Regions from separate parts of the Homo sapiens genome. Here region 2 is linked to region 1. A link is a contact called in ENCODE Hi-C or POLR2A ChIA-PET data. All regions are on one chromosome and are shown on one strand. The core of a region is the stretch at or near the end of the contact, and the rest is flanking DNA. Distances in the headings are between cores, read along the strand shown.

Region 1 (6,506 bases), core at 1,192-3,691:
GGGCATCAAGGTCTGCATACTCTTTGGATACAGCCTGGGTTTTAGGGGCTTGACCAACTAGCTCTAGGTTCTACCCAGGGCACAGCCAGGCTGCAGAGTGCTGGAGCTATGGAGGCCAAGATCTCACTCACTCCTACAGGCATGACTATGGCCGTCCTCAGCCGGACGCCAGGGCAGGTCACGATAGAAATCCTGACACTGCTCGCAGTTGAGGCCACGTGTGTTGTGTTTGCAGATGCAAGCTCCGTGCACCTATAGAGGTTGGCAGGTAGGTTGTCAGCACTGCTCAGCCATGTCCGCCCCTGCCCCTAGCCCTATCCCAACCGTCTGAAGCCCCTTACCATGCCCTCAGCATGGGCTGGTGCCCCTGGGGCGGGTGCACACTCTGAGGCGTGTCCGTAGCAGAAGCAGTTGCCACGTACAACCAGCTCATAGAGGGCATAGTAGTACTTCTCTCGGATCTCCCTCCGTGGGTCGAGTAGGTTGTCTCCCAACGTGTGTAGACGAGTCAGGTTCACCCGTAGGTTGGTGATCTTCAACAGGTCTGAGGCGGGGGAAGGGGGGCCAACTGACCAGGCAGGCCCTTGCTGCCCCATGTCCACCCAGGGGCTCAGCTGCCAAGGTCACCTTGAAAGACCTCCTATACACTGCCACCCGAGCTAAACTGGGCTTGGCACCTGCCCTAGGAAGCACCCAAAATAGTTACTGAGGCCCCAAATAGTCCCTAGCCGGACACGGACTGTGCCAGACTCAAAGGGTGGAGCACTCACTCTGAATCCGTGAGCTGTAGGGGTCTGGGATAGGGATGGCAGGGTCCAGCACACGATAGATGACCTGGAGAAGCAGGGAGTTCATAGTCACACTGGACCTTGCCTCAGGCCCATCATCCCCAGCTTCCAGCCCCCAGCCCAGATGCCAGCCCTCACCTCGCCTTCAGTGGATGGCTCAATCTCTGAGTAGCGGGACTCACAGACTACATCATCCCAGTGCCGTGGGGGTGCTAGTGGGACTCCTGGGAAGTCAGCCCCACAGTCATAGGAGAAATATCGGTACACATGCCAGGTGCGGCCAAAGTCTGCTGAGCGTTCCACCAGCATGGCAGCAGGGCGAAATGTCTGGGTAGGGGGGCATAGCTGATCAGCAGGCACCAGGACCCAAGCCCAACCCAGAGCCATCAAGAGCCCTGCTCAGCCCAAGACTGCCCTCAAATAGCTCACAGAGAGTGGGGGTGACTGGTGGAAGCCAGATAATGACCAGCAAAGGTAGCCACCTCTAATGGGGAGACTCAGGGTTCATGGGGCTCAGGGAGACAGCGCCTGACCCAGCCTGGGATTGGAAAGGCAGAAGAGCATGTGCAAAGGCCTGGAGGCAAATGGAAGGTGTGAAGGGATGAAGGAGCCTCCTGCATCCATGCTCAAGGAGGCTGTGTTAAGGAGCTGAGGCTCTGTCCAGGGGCAATGGAGAGCCAAGCAGGGTGATTCGGGCAGGCTCCCAGATATGCAGGCACCTTGAAGGTCATAATGAGGTGTGTGAAATGAAACTCAGCCTCCAGGTCCAGCTGGATGGTGACCGCAGGGATACCTGGGACAGGAATCGGAAGTCAAGGACTCAAAGCTACTGGTGGGCAGCCCTGCTCACTTTTGCCCCACCCATGGCCTCACCATTCTCTGACTGCCACCAGGCTGCCCGCCGCTGTGGTGCAAAGCTGGTGACTACATTCTGGATGCGATGGCTGTGTGGGTTGTCTCTAGCAGAGAAGGGGCGCCGGGAGTCACAAAGGAAGCACTTCTTTTCGTCCTGGGTTGGATGGGGATTAGAATCAGTGCCTCAGGCAGTGCCAGCCCCACCCTGACTCGGCGTCACACCCTGTCCCCAGCCACACCTGCAGGTGACTGACGATGCAGTAGGGCTGGGGGCCATTCAGGCCACAAGTGGATGAGGCAGTCAGTCTGTCAGCTCGGCCCACCAGCAGGTCGCCCGTGGCGGGGTAGCAGCTTCCCCTGGAACAGCCAGGCACATCCGGGGCAGGGGCCTGTGCCAGTGTGGCAGCCAGCACTGGGGACAGTAGCTCAGTCAGTTCCGCTGAGTTCCTATCCAGTGGCTCCACCTCATGTGCCCCAAGGGCAACTACCAGGACCTACCATCACATTCCACAACCCCCAGCCCCCACCAGGCCCTCTCACCGCTTAGCAGTAGGCCCAGTCGAAGTTCCCAGGGCAGAGGCTGTCCCCTCCCTCTTTCCCTTGAGGTCAGCTCCATCCTGAAGAGGGGAACAGGGATAAGGGGAGGTGAACGGTCTCGGGCCCGAGCCCTCCTCCTTGCTTTGGGGTTCCGTGTCAACTCTGCCTGTGGGTCTTTGGCCTGTTTCCCTCCAGGCCCTCTGTCAGTTCCCAGGTCTGTCCAGCGGTCCCTCCGACAGCTTAGAGTCCAGCGACTTTGAGCAAAGTTGGGAATCGCGGCAGGAAGGAAAGGCCGGAGCGGATTCTGGGAAGGAGCGCAACACCGGGCGGAGAGCGCCCCCACCCCAACCCTACCCCTTCCCTCCGGAAACTGCCTTCGCCCCAGGAACCAGAGACAGACCACTTCACCCACAAATCTTTATTGTGCCCCCAAGCCCACACCTATACGAGGGCCAGGGGAAGGTAAGGGGTTTGGTGCTTTAAACTATCCTTGGAAGAGGGCTCACGAAGTTGGGGGCATGGCAGGAGCAAATGAGAGATCTTCGGGATCTCCAACTCTGGACCAAGGAGACCGTAGCCTTTTCCCCTCAGCGTCATGGGCGCCGTGGAAATTACCATCAACTCAGCCGTTTGATCCCAGGGCTCCAGCATCAACAGAGAGGCTGGAGGGCACAAGCAGGAGCAACACATGCCCCTATTCAGGGCTGTGGGGGGCTCTCGGGTAGTCCTAGGGACTGGACAGAATGGGGCTGGGGGAGAGATGGGGAAAGTGCACACCCAGCCCGAAGCACAGCTCCAGGGGGGTCACTGCCTCCCCCACTAGTCACTACGGTAAGTAGGCACGAGAAGTGCTGCGGGTTTCCCTGTATGGAAATAGGCTCTGGGTGGTGGACCAGAGCTACGGCGAGCGACTCCGGATCTTGTGGCTATTTATCCGCTCCAGACTTTTTGGCCTGCCGGGATCGCAGGAGCCTGGGGTTGGAATGTGCGCGGCGGCGTGGAGGGGGAGAGAAGGAGGAAAGTGGGTGGGGGATATGGGGCGCGCCCCACCCAGGGCCCTGGGAACGGGAAGCTGGGGGAAACATGGGGTCCTCCGGTCTTTAGGGCTGGGTCTGGCCTGCCGCCTCCACAGTCCCGGCAGGGAGTGCCCTGAGCTGCCATCCAGGGAAGAAAGCTGATGATAGTTCCTCAGGGGAATCACCCCACTTCACAAAGGAGCATGGGGGCGGCGGGGGTGGGGGTTGGGTGAGGGTTGGGTGGGGGTCAGTCAATCCGTTGGACTTTAGGCATCGCTGGGAGTTATTCTGGATATCCGGAGTAGAGGTCTCCAGTCACCCTGAGGATCATGTAGTCAACCTGGGGGATCAGGGATACTAGAAATTACTGAGAATTTTAATTTTTTTTTTTTTTTTGAGACAGAGTGTCGCTCTGTCACCCAGGCTGGAGTGCAGTGGCGAGATCTCCGCTTACTGCAACCTCTGCCTCCCAGGTTCAAGCGATTCTCCTGCCTCAGCTTCCCAAGTAGCTAGGATTACAGGCGCCCACCACCACGCCCAGCTAATGTTTCTATTTTTAGTAGACATGGGGTTTCACCATGTTGGCTTGGCTGGTCTTGAACTCCTGATCTCAGGTGATCCTCCCGCCTCTGCCTCCGAAAGCGCTGGGATTACAGGCATGAGCCAGTAAATAGTGCCAGGCCCCATCTATTTATTTTGAGTGGAGAATGCCAGCACTGTAGTCTCACAGTTTTAGATCACTCAGAGATAAAGGTGTATCAAGGTCTGGGACACTAGATGGCCTCAGGGAGTTACATGATCTGTCTGCTTTCTCAAGGTCAGAGGGCCACTGGGGGACATCGTGGGGCCACATGGGGGGGTCACTCAGGGTCAGTGGGCACTCAGTAGGATCTTTGGTCTCCCAAGGCCAGGAGATTCCTGGATCACTCTAGGGCCACTTTGAGTTACCCAGGTGATCCCACAGTCCTTCTTAATGGCTTCCATAGACAGTAATTAGCAGGTGGCATACTTATTGGTGGCAAAGCACATCATGTGCCCAAGCAGCTCAGCTGCCTGCTGCTCCAGGGCCTGCAGGGTGGCTGCCTTCTTGCCCAGTGCCTGTGCATTCTGTGTCAGGCGGCACTCCAACCCTGGGGTCAGGTCATCTGAGCCAGGCTCTGACCCCTGGCTCTAACCTCTGATCCTGGTCCCAGTCTCTATCACAACCCTGACCCTGACCCAGCCCTAACCTTAAATAAACCCTGAACCTAATCAACACTTGATCCCTGGTCTAAACCTTGACCCTAGCCCTGATCCCTACATGAGTCAAGATCTGATCTGGACCCAGCCTTAACCCTTCCACAACATCCCTATTCTGGCCCTGACCTTTCCATCTGACCCTAAGCCGTTCCCTGTGCCTGCCCTATTGCAGGCCAGCCATGCACCATGCAGGCAGCTGAAGCTGCTTTATGCCTTCTTCAGGAGCTCCTGGGCCTCAGCTCAAGCCTGCTGCACCCATTCTTTTGCATCCTGCACAGTGGCTACCAGGCCATATGTGTCCTCCTGCAGCTCGGCCACAGCCAAAGGGGCCACCTACAACTCCTAGGGCAGGGCTGGACCTGAATCCCCACCCCACCCAGAATATATTGCCTCAAATATATTACTGCCTAAGGTTCCTGGAGAAAAGGAGAATTTAGAACTGAGATCCCGCCTCAGTCCAGTATAGCCCAGCCCCAGCCCAAACCCCACTTTCCACTGTTCCAGAGGGGTCCCTGAGACCCCAGTGCCCACTCTTCCCCATTTCATCTTGCCCAGGCCCTCAGCCCTGCCTACGACTCATGCTGCCCATTCTTCTGCCTCCTGGGCCTGCTGCTGACTCAGGACAAAACATGCCCTGAGCACCTTAGCTACACTGGACAGACGCCCTGGGACTGGGGTCACCTCAACTGCCAGTGCCATCTGGGCCAGGCGCCCTACTACCTGGGGCAAAGGTTAGGGGGTCACAGAGAGGACACAGCACAGTAGCAACTAGGCTGAGTGTTATCACGGTCAAGGTACTTGGTAGCACTGTGGTATCATAGTGAGTCAAGGATCTCAGGGAGAATGGAAATCACAGCAGTCATTGAACAAGGGATGTAAAGGAGCTGAGGGTACAAGTAGGGTATCACCTCCTGTACAGTGCCCTCCAGGCCTTCAAGTGCCAGCTTCACTTCCTGTAGCCCTTGCTCTGCGGCCCCTGCATGAGTTCCATTCCCCCCTCAGCCAGCACCCCCTGAACATCCAGTGCTTGGTGCTGGGCCCAGGTTGTACCCTCCTTGAAGAACACAGGTGTTCAGTTAGGCATCCCTTTTCTGGCCACCCTCTGACTTCCACCTCCAGCCTCCTGGCCCTTCACCTGGTTCACTCTGCCTGATGGAGGATGCCTTCAGCTTTGGGCAGCTTCTGGCCCATGGCATCCGGTACAGGGAGAGCACCCTGGATCTGACCCAGCAGAAGAGCAATGCCTACTGCCCCCACCTTGGGGAAGGGGCACTGACAGCCAGCTCCACACTTGTGGTGTCCACACCTTTGTCTGTGGGGAAGAGGGTAGGGATCTTAGGCCTGAACCCTGAACTCTGAGCCAACAAACCCTGACCCTAGCCTCTCACTGATCCTGCCTTAGACACAACTATCCAGTGGTGTGCTGGAGGCTTACAAGAGGCAATTGTTGGCCGGGCGCAGTGGCTCACGCCTGTAATCCCAGCACTTTGGGAGGCCGAAGCAGGCAGATTGCCTGAGCTCAGGAGTTCGAGACCAGCCTGAGCAACACGGTGAAAACCCATCTCTACTAAAATACAAAAAATTAGCCAGGCATGGTGGCATGTGCCTGTACTCCCAGCTACTCAGGAGGCTGAGGCAGGAGAATTGCTTGAACCCGGGAGGCGGAGCTTGCAGTGAGCCAAGATCACACCACTGCACTCTAGCCTGGGTGACAGAGCGAGACTCTGTCTCTAAAAAAAATAAAAAATAAAATGATAATAAAAAAAGGGTAATCCCAGCACTTTGGGAGGCCAAGGCAGGCAGATTACAAGGTCAGGAGTTTGAGACCAGCCTGGCCAATGTAGTGAAAACTCATCTCTACTAAAAATAACAAAAATTAGCTGGATGTGGTGGCGGGTGCCTGTAATCCCAGCTACTCAGAAGGCTGAGGCAGGAGAATCGCTTGAACCCAGGAGGTGGCGGTTGTGGTGAGCCGAGATCACGCCACTGCACTCCAGCCTGGGTGACAGAGCGAGACTCTCCCTCTCAAAAATAATAATAATAATACTAAAATAAAAAGAGCCAATTGTTA
Region 2 (5,909 bases), core at 552-3,051, 86 kb after region 1:
TGAGATACCATCTCAAGCCAGTTAGAATGGCGATCATTAAAAAGTCAGGAAACAACAGATGCTGGAGAGGATGTGGAGAAATAGGAACACTTTTACACTGTTGGTGGGAGTGTACATTAGTTCAACCATTGTGGAAGACAGTGTGGCAATTCCTCAAGGATCTGGAATAGAAATACCATTTGACTCAGCAATCCCATTACTGGGCATATACCTAAAGGATTATAAATCATTAACTGATAAAGACACATGCACATGTATATTTATTGTGGCACTGTTAACAATAGCAAAGACTTGGAACTAACCCAAATGTTTATCAATGAGAGACTGGATTAAGAAAATGTGGCACATATACACCATGGAATACTATGCAGCCATAAAAAAGAATGAGTTCATGTCCTTTTCAGGGACATGGATAAAGCTGGAAACCATCATTCTAAGCAAACTATCACAAGGACAGAAAACCAAACACCACATGTTCTCACTCAAGTGGGAGTTGAACAATGAGAACACATGGACACAGGATAGGGAACATCACACACCAGGCTGGTTGGGGGGTGGGGGGCTGGGGGGCTGGGGGAGGGATAGCATTAGGAGAAATACCTAATGTAAATGAGGAGTTGATGGGTGCAGCAAACCAACATGGCACATGTATACCTAAGTAATAAACCTGCACGTTGTGCACATGTACCCTAGAACTTAAAGTATAATAAAAAAAAAAAAAAAGAAAAAATTATACAGCTCACTGTGATGTAGAATTAGTGGGAGCCCTGAGTTTGCTTTCCTGCAACTAGACGGTCCCATTTGTGGGTGATGGGAGACAGTGACAGATCATCAGGCATCAGATTCTCATAAGGAGCGCACAACCTAGATCCCTTGCATGTGCAGTTCACAATAGGGTTTGTGCTCCTGTTAGAATCTAATACTGGTACTGATCTGACAGAAGGCAGAGCTCAGATGGTAATAGAGACCAGCCTGGGCAACATGACTGTCAGTTCCCGGGTCTGGGTCCAGCCCATGCTGAAGTCCAAGGGGAGTGGGTGGATAAGCAGAAAGAACATTTGGGGGTCTGTAGGCAGATGAATATGGTTTTATTCTGCAGCTTTCTCATTAGCAGCTTACTCTCACACTGGCTTTCTTATTAGCAGCTTACTCTCACACTCTCCGCCCTGCTGTCTTGGCTGCTTGAGCTGGCTGCCCCCATGAGCAGCTGCGCAGCTGGCTCTCCCTTCCCTTCAGGGTCAGCAGCTTAACTCTTTCTCTGGGCACAAGCAAGCTGAGGTGTATCCTGGTTCCCACCTCTCCGTCTGCAAAGAAGGACAGCTCCGGCTCTCTCTCTCTCTTTCTCTGGGTGCCAGCATGCCCACCATGTCAAGCCATGTTGAGCTGAGCCAAGCCAAGCCCCCAAGAGACCCCTGTACAGTGTCAGCAGGACAGTTAATACCTTTTTTTTTTTTTTTTTTTTTTTTGAGATAGTCTTGCTCTGTTGCCCAGGCTGGAGTGCAGTGGATGCAATCTTGGCTCACTGCAGCCTCTGCCTTCTGGGTTCTAGTGATTCTCTTGCCTCAGACTCCCAAGTAGCAGGGATTACAAGCACATGCCACCACACCCGGCTAATTTTTGTATTTTTAGTAGAGATGGGATTTCACCATGTTGGCCAGGCTGATTTCAAACTCCTGACCTTATGATCCGCCCACCTTGGCCTCTCAAAGTGCTGGGATTATAGACGTGAGCCACTGCTCTTGGCTGCAGTTATACCTTTTTCAGACAATAGTGGCATAGAGCCAAGTATGAACTTACACAAACAGGTTATATAACAAGTGGAGTTATGTGCTTGCATGCCAAACTTGCTGAGTCATGCAGGCCTGGATATCTGCCTCGGCCTATTCCTTGACTAAAGCACATCCGTGTACCTTACAATGACAAAACCCTGTCTCTACAAAAAATAAAAAAATTAGCTGGGCGTGGTGATGCATGCCTACTAGGGAGGCTGAGTTGGGAGGATCACCTGAGCAGAGGTTGCAGTGAGATGGGATCATGCCATTGCATTCCAGCCTGGGTGACAGAGCAAGATCCTGTCTCAAAAAATGAATAAATAAAAAATAAGAGGCTCATGCTTGTAATCCCAGCACTTTGGAAGGCTGAGGCGGATGCATCACTTGAGGTCAGGAGTTTGAGACCAGCCTGGCCAACATGGTGAAACCCCATTGTTGGGAACAGGCCCCCAAGTCTGGCCATAAACGGGCCTCAAAACTGGCCAAAAACAAAATCTCCACAGCAGTGTGACATGTTCATGATGGCCTTGACGCCCACGCTGAAGGTGGTGGGTTTACCGGAATGAGGGCAAGGAACACCTCACCCACCCAGGGCAGAAAACTGCTTAAAGGCAATCCTAAACCACAACCAATAGCATGAATGATTTGTGCCTTAAGGACATGTTCCTGCTGCAGATAACTAGCCAGAGTCCATCCCTTTGTTTTGGCCCATCCCTTTGTTTCCCGTAAGGAATACTTTTAGTTAATATATAATCTATAGAAATAATGCTTATCACTGGCTTGCTGTCAATAAATATGTGGGTCAAACTCTGTTCGGGGCTGTCAGCTCTGAAGGCTGTGAGTCCCCTGATTTCCCTTTCCACACTCTATATTTCTGTGTGTGTGTCTTTAATTCTTCTAGTGCCGCTGGGTTAGGGTCTCCACAACCGAGCTGGTCTCAGCAAGTGGTGCCCATACGTGGGGCTCGAACCCTGGCCGAAGGGTCACCAGAGCAATGGTTGGAAAACGTAGAGCTAAGCTGGAGGACACCTGAGTACTCTTAAGCAATCCCTGTGGTGAGTAAGAAGGGGAGCTCGGAAGCATCAGGGTAACAATGGGACAAGTGTGGGCTCTGGTTCGTTCCACCTTGGAACCTTTCATACTAATGATGAGGAGGAAGGAAAGTATAACAAAGTAATAGAAGAGGTAATGGAGCAGGTTTGCTTGCCAGCTAAAGCTAAAGTGGCAAAGGAGGAAGAGTTTCATCCCTACCCTTCTGCACCCCCTCCTTATTTTGAAGAAAAAGAGTGGCCTGAGCCTCCAGATCTTTCTTTTCCGGAGGACACTGGGTGAAAAGTGGTTGCCCCAGTGACTGAGCAGCACCTTGAGCAACTGCTCTCAGTTCTATTCAGGCAGGAATTCAGCAAGCTAGACAAGAGGGTGATATAGAGGCTTGGCAGTTCTCTGTTAGGATACACCCCACAGATCAACAGGGAAATATTATAGCTACATTTGAGCCTTTTCCTTTTAAATTCGGGAAATGCCATGAGGGTCCCGTCCCGGGCCCTGTTCCAAACTGGGGCATTTCCGGCTCAGGCAATTCCCTCATCTGTGTACAATGCCTGTCCCCCACCACAGCTGGTAGTGCCGCAGTAGATTTGTGTCCAGAATTTATTCCTTCCAGCAGGTTCTTGGTCTCGCTGACTTCAGGAATGAAGCCGCAGACCTTAGTGGTGAGTGTTACAGCTCTTAAAGATGGTGTGTCCGGAGTTTGTTCCTTCAGATGTTAAGATGTGTCTGGAGTTTCTTCCTTCCAGTGGATTTGTGGTCTTGCTGACTTTAGGAGTGAAGCCATGGATCTTTGTGGCGAGTGTCACAGCTCTTAAAGGTGGTGCAGACCCAGCCAGCCATGGTGGCTCATGACTGTAATCCCAGCACTTTGGGAGGCTGAGGTGGGCGGATCATGAGGTCAGGAGATCAAGACTATACTGGCTGACACAGTGAAACCCCATCTCTACTAAAAATATAAAAAATTAGCCGGGCGTGGTGGTGGGCACCTGTAGTTCCAGCTACTCAGGAGGCTGAGGCAGGAGAATGGCATGAACCTGGGAGGCAGAGCTTGCAGTGAGCTGAGATAGCGCCACTGTACTCCAGCCTGGGCGACAGTTCAAGACTCCATCAAAAAATAAAAAATAAAAGGTGGCGTGGACCCAAAGAGTGAGCAGCAGCAAAAGAACAAATCTTCCACAATGTGGAAGGGGACCCGAACGGGTTGCCGCTGCTGGCTCCAGTGGCCAGCATTTATTCCATAATTTGGCCCTGCCCACATTCTGCTGATTGGTCCACTTTACAGTGAGCTGATTGGCCCATTTTACAGAGTGCTGATTGGGCCATTTTACAGAGTGCTGATTGGTGCATTTACAATCCTTTAGCTAGACACAGAGTGCTGACTGGTGTGTTTTTACAGAGTGCTGATTGGTGCATTTTTACAGAGTGCTGATTGGTGCATTTACAATCCTTTAGCTAGACACAGAGCGCTGATTGGTGTATTTTTACAGAGTGCTGATTGGTGCGTTTACAATCCTTTAGCTAGACACAGAGCACTGATTGGTGCATTTTTACAGAGTGCTGATTAGTGCGTTTACAATCCTTTAGCTATACACATAGTGCTGATTGGTGCGTTTTTTACAGAGTGCTGATGGTGCATTTACAATCCTTTAGCTAGACACAGAGCGCTGATTGGTGCAGTTACAATCCTCTAGCTAGGCAGAAAAGTTCTCCAAGTCCCCACTCGACCCAGGAAGTCCAGCTGGATTCACCTCTCAATCCCCCCTCTAAACAGGACACCCCAACTGCTGTTGGGAATTGGGTGATGACCGCTATAGCTACTTCCTGCTGGTTAGGGGCGAAGAAGGGGCCCTGCTGTGGTAGTGTCCTCCAGAGGGGAACTCTCTAGGCCAGCCAAAGGGCCAGTGGGTCAATCCAGGGGTCCTTGGTAGAAGTTGTTAGTTGAGCTCATTTGGGGTTCCATTTGTAAGACCATCTATAGACTGATGGCCTCGATACTAGAGGAAACAAATTTGACAAGGATGTTAAAACACAGGGCCCGAAGGCGAGTAATAGCAAGATGGCTGTCAGGAGGCCTAGAAAGGGGAGAAGCCTTGTCGCCCAACTCCAGAGGCTGGTATAAGAGTTTGAAAGGCACTGTCTGATTTCAGAAGCCTTTTCCTATAAACGCCGGGTGGCATCTTGTACTATCGCTGACTGGTTAGTGTAAAAACAGCACTCTTACCCTAAGAAGGTGCAGAGTCCTCCTTTCTCAGCAGTGAGGAGGTCTAGGTCTCAGCAGTTTTGGAGAGTTAGTGATGCCAAAGAGTCTATTTGGGATTGTAGAGTAAGGATAGATTTCGTCATTTCTTGCAAACTGTCTGAGAAATCCTTTGAGAGTCTGTGGTAGTAGCATAATGAAGTAGATAAACTGGCTATTCTGGTTTCTGTAGCCATAGCTGTTCCTAACCCTATAAGTAGGGGTATTAGTTGTATGGCTCTGCGCTGACGGATAGAGAGCTACAAAGCCAACAGTCATTTGCCAGGGAAGGATTGGACTGGTTTAACAGAGAGTGGGTTAAGTTGAGAGTCTTGTACAGGTAATTAGGAGCTAGGGGAAGGGGAGGGGCAATTGTATGAGGTGTCCAAGGAAGCAGGAGGGATAGATAGGCAAAGAGTAAATAGGAAGGTAAGGAGGGTGCTCTGGAACACGAGATCATTTTATCCAGTCTGAGTTAAAGGTGGGAGTAAATTGCTGTCAGAAGGAAGGAAGATAGAAAAAAGGTTGATGTGATTAGGATTTGCATCCCAGCAGGAGCTATAGTATGTAGTCCTATCGTAAAGAGTATGGTTAGTATGCTGCTTAATAATATTATGAAATAGTAAAAGGATTCCATTAAAGGGGCAAGGAGAGGTATTAAAGATTATGTAGGTTTTCACTTATCTTTTTTAAGGAGGAAAGGGTTTTTCCTCAGGATCAGTGGTAGGAGCCTTTTTAGTCTGGGATATTTCCTTTCAAAATAGGAGATGCAAGTCCTCCAATGGTTCGCAAGTTTATTGAGGCTGGTCTGGGTGATCTTGGGACTCCTGAACTGACGGTCCTGCAGGTTC

Evidence for each region. A loop is a pair of places that touch in the nucleus more often than their neighbours do. ChIA-PET counts read pairs that join two places held with the same protein, here RNA polymerase II (POLR2A). Pooled maps may share reads with other maps.
Region 2: a map of heart right ventricle shows a loop between it and region 1 (3-fold over the local background). The contact joins the enhancer-like site here to the promoter of LAMB2 in region 1. A Hi-C loop is called at or near these places in 1 of 168 maps with a recorded cell type or tissue (heart right ventricle) and 3 of 50 pooled maps. POLR2A ChIA-PET finds 5 or more read pairs at or near these places in 2 of 52 experiments (GM12878 and H1).

What each region holds. Positions count from the first base shown.
Region 1 is chr3:49,130,609-49,137,114 of GRCh38, forward strand. LAMB2 (laminin subunit beta 2) reads right to left here and starts at 2,442. Exons shown (of 32, transcript NM_002292.4): 1 at 2,184-2,442; 2 at 1,883-2,055; 3 at 1,662-1,797; 4 at 1,508-1,581; 5 at 927-1,115; 6 at 771-834; 7 at 342-544; 8 at 132-252. The coding sequence starts at 2,259. It overlaps LOC124909377 (a long non-coding RNA gene), which reads left to right and starts at 2,260. Exons shown (of 2, transcript XR_007095905.1): 1 at 2,260-3,011. RefSeq lists enhancers at 900-1,715, 2,533-3,348, a cis regulatory region at 3,882-4,095 and a silencer at 5,628-5,922.
Region 2 is chr3:49,216,935-49,222,843 of GRCh38, forward strand. The region is part of intron 2 of IHO1 (interactor of HORMAD1 1); the gene reads left to right. Among named protein-coding and RNA genes, the nearest start is that of IHO1, 20 kb to the left of the region's middle. Within about 2 kb of position 1,802, at least 25 of the 41 ENCODE cell types and tissues checked have a DNase peak (open chromatin) inside an H3K27ac peak, as active enhancers do; they include heart right ventricle, where a contact is called at or near this core.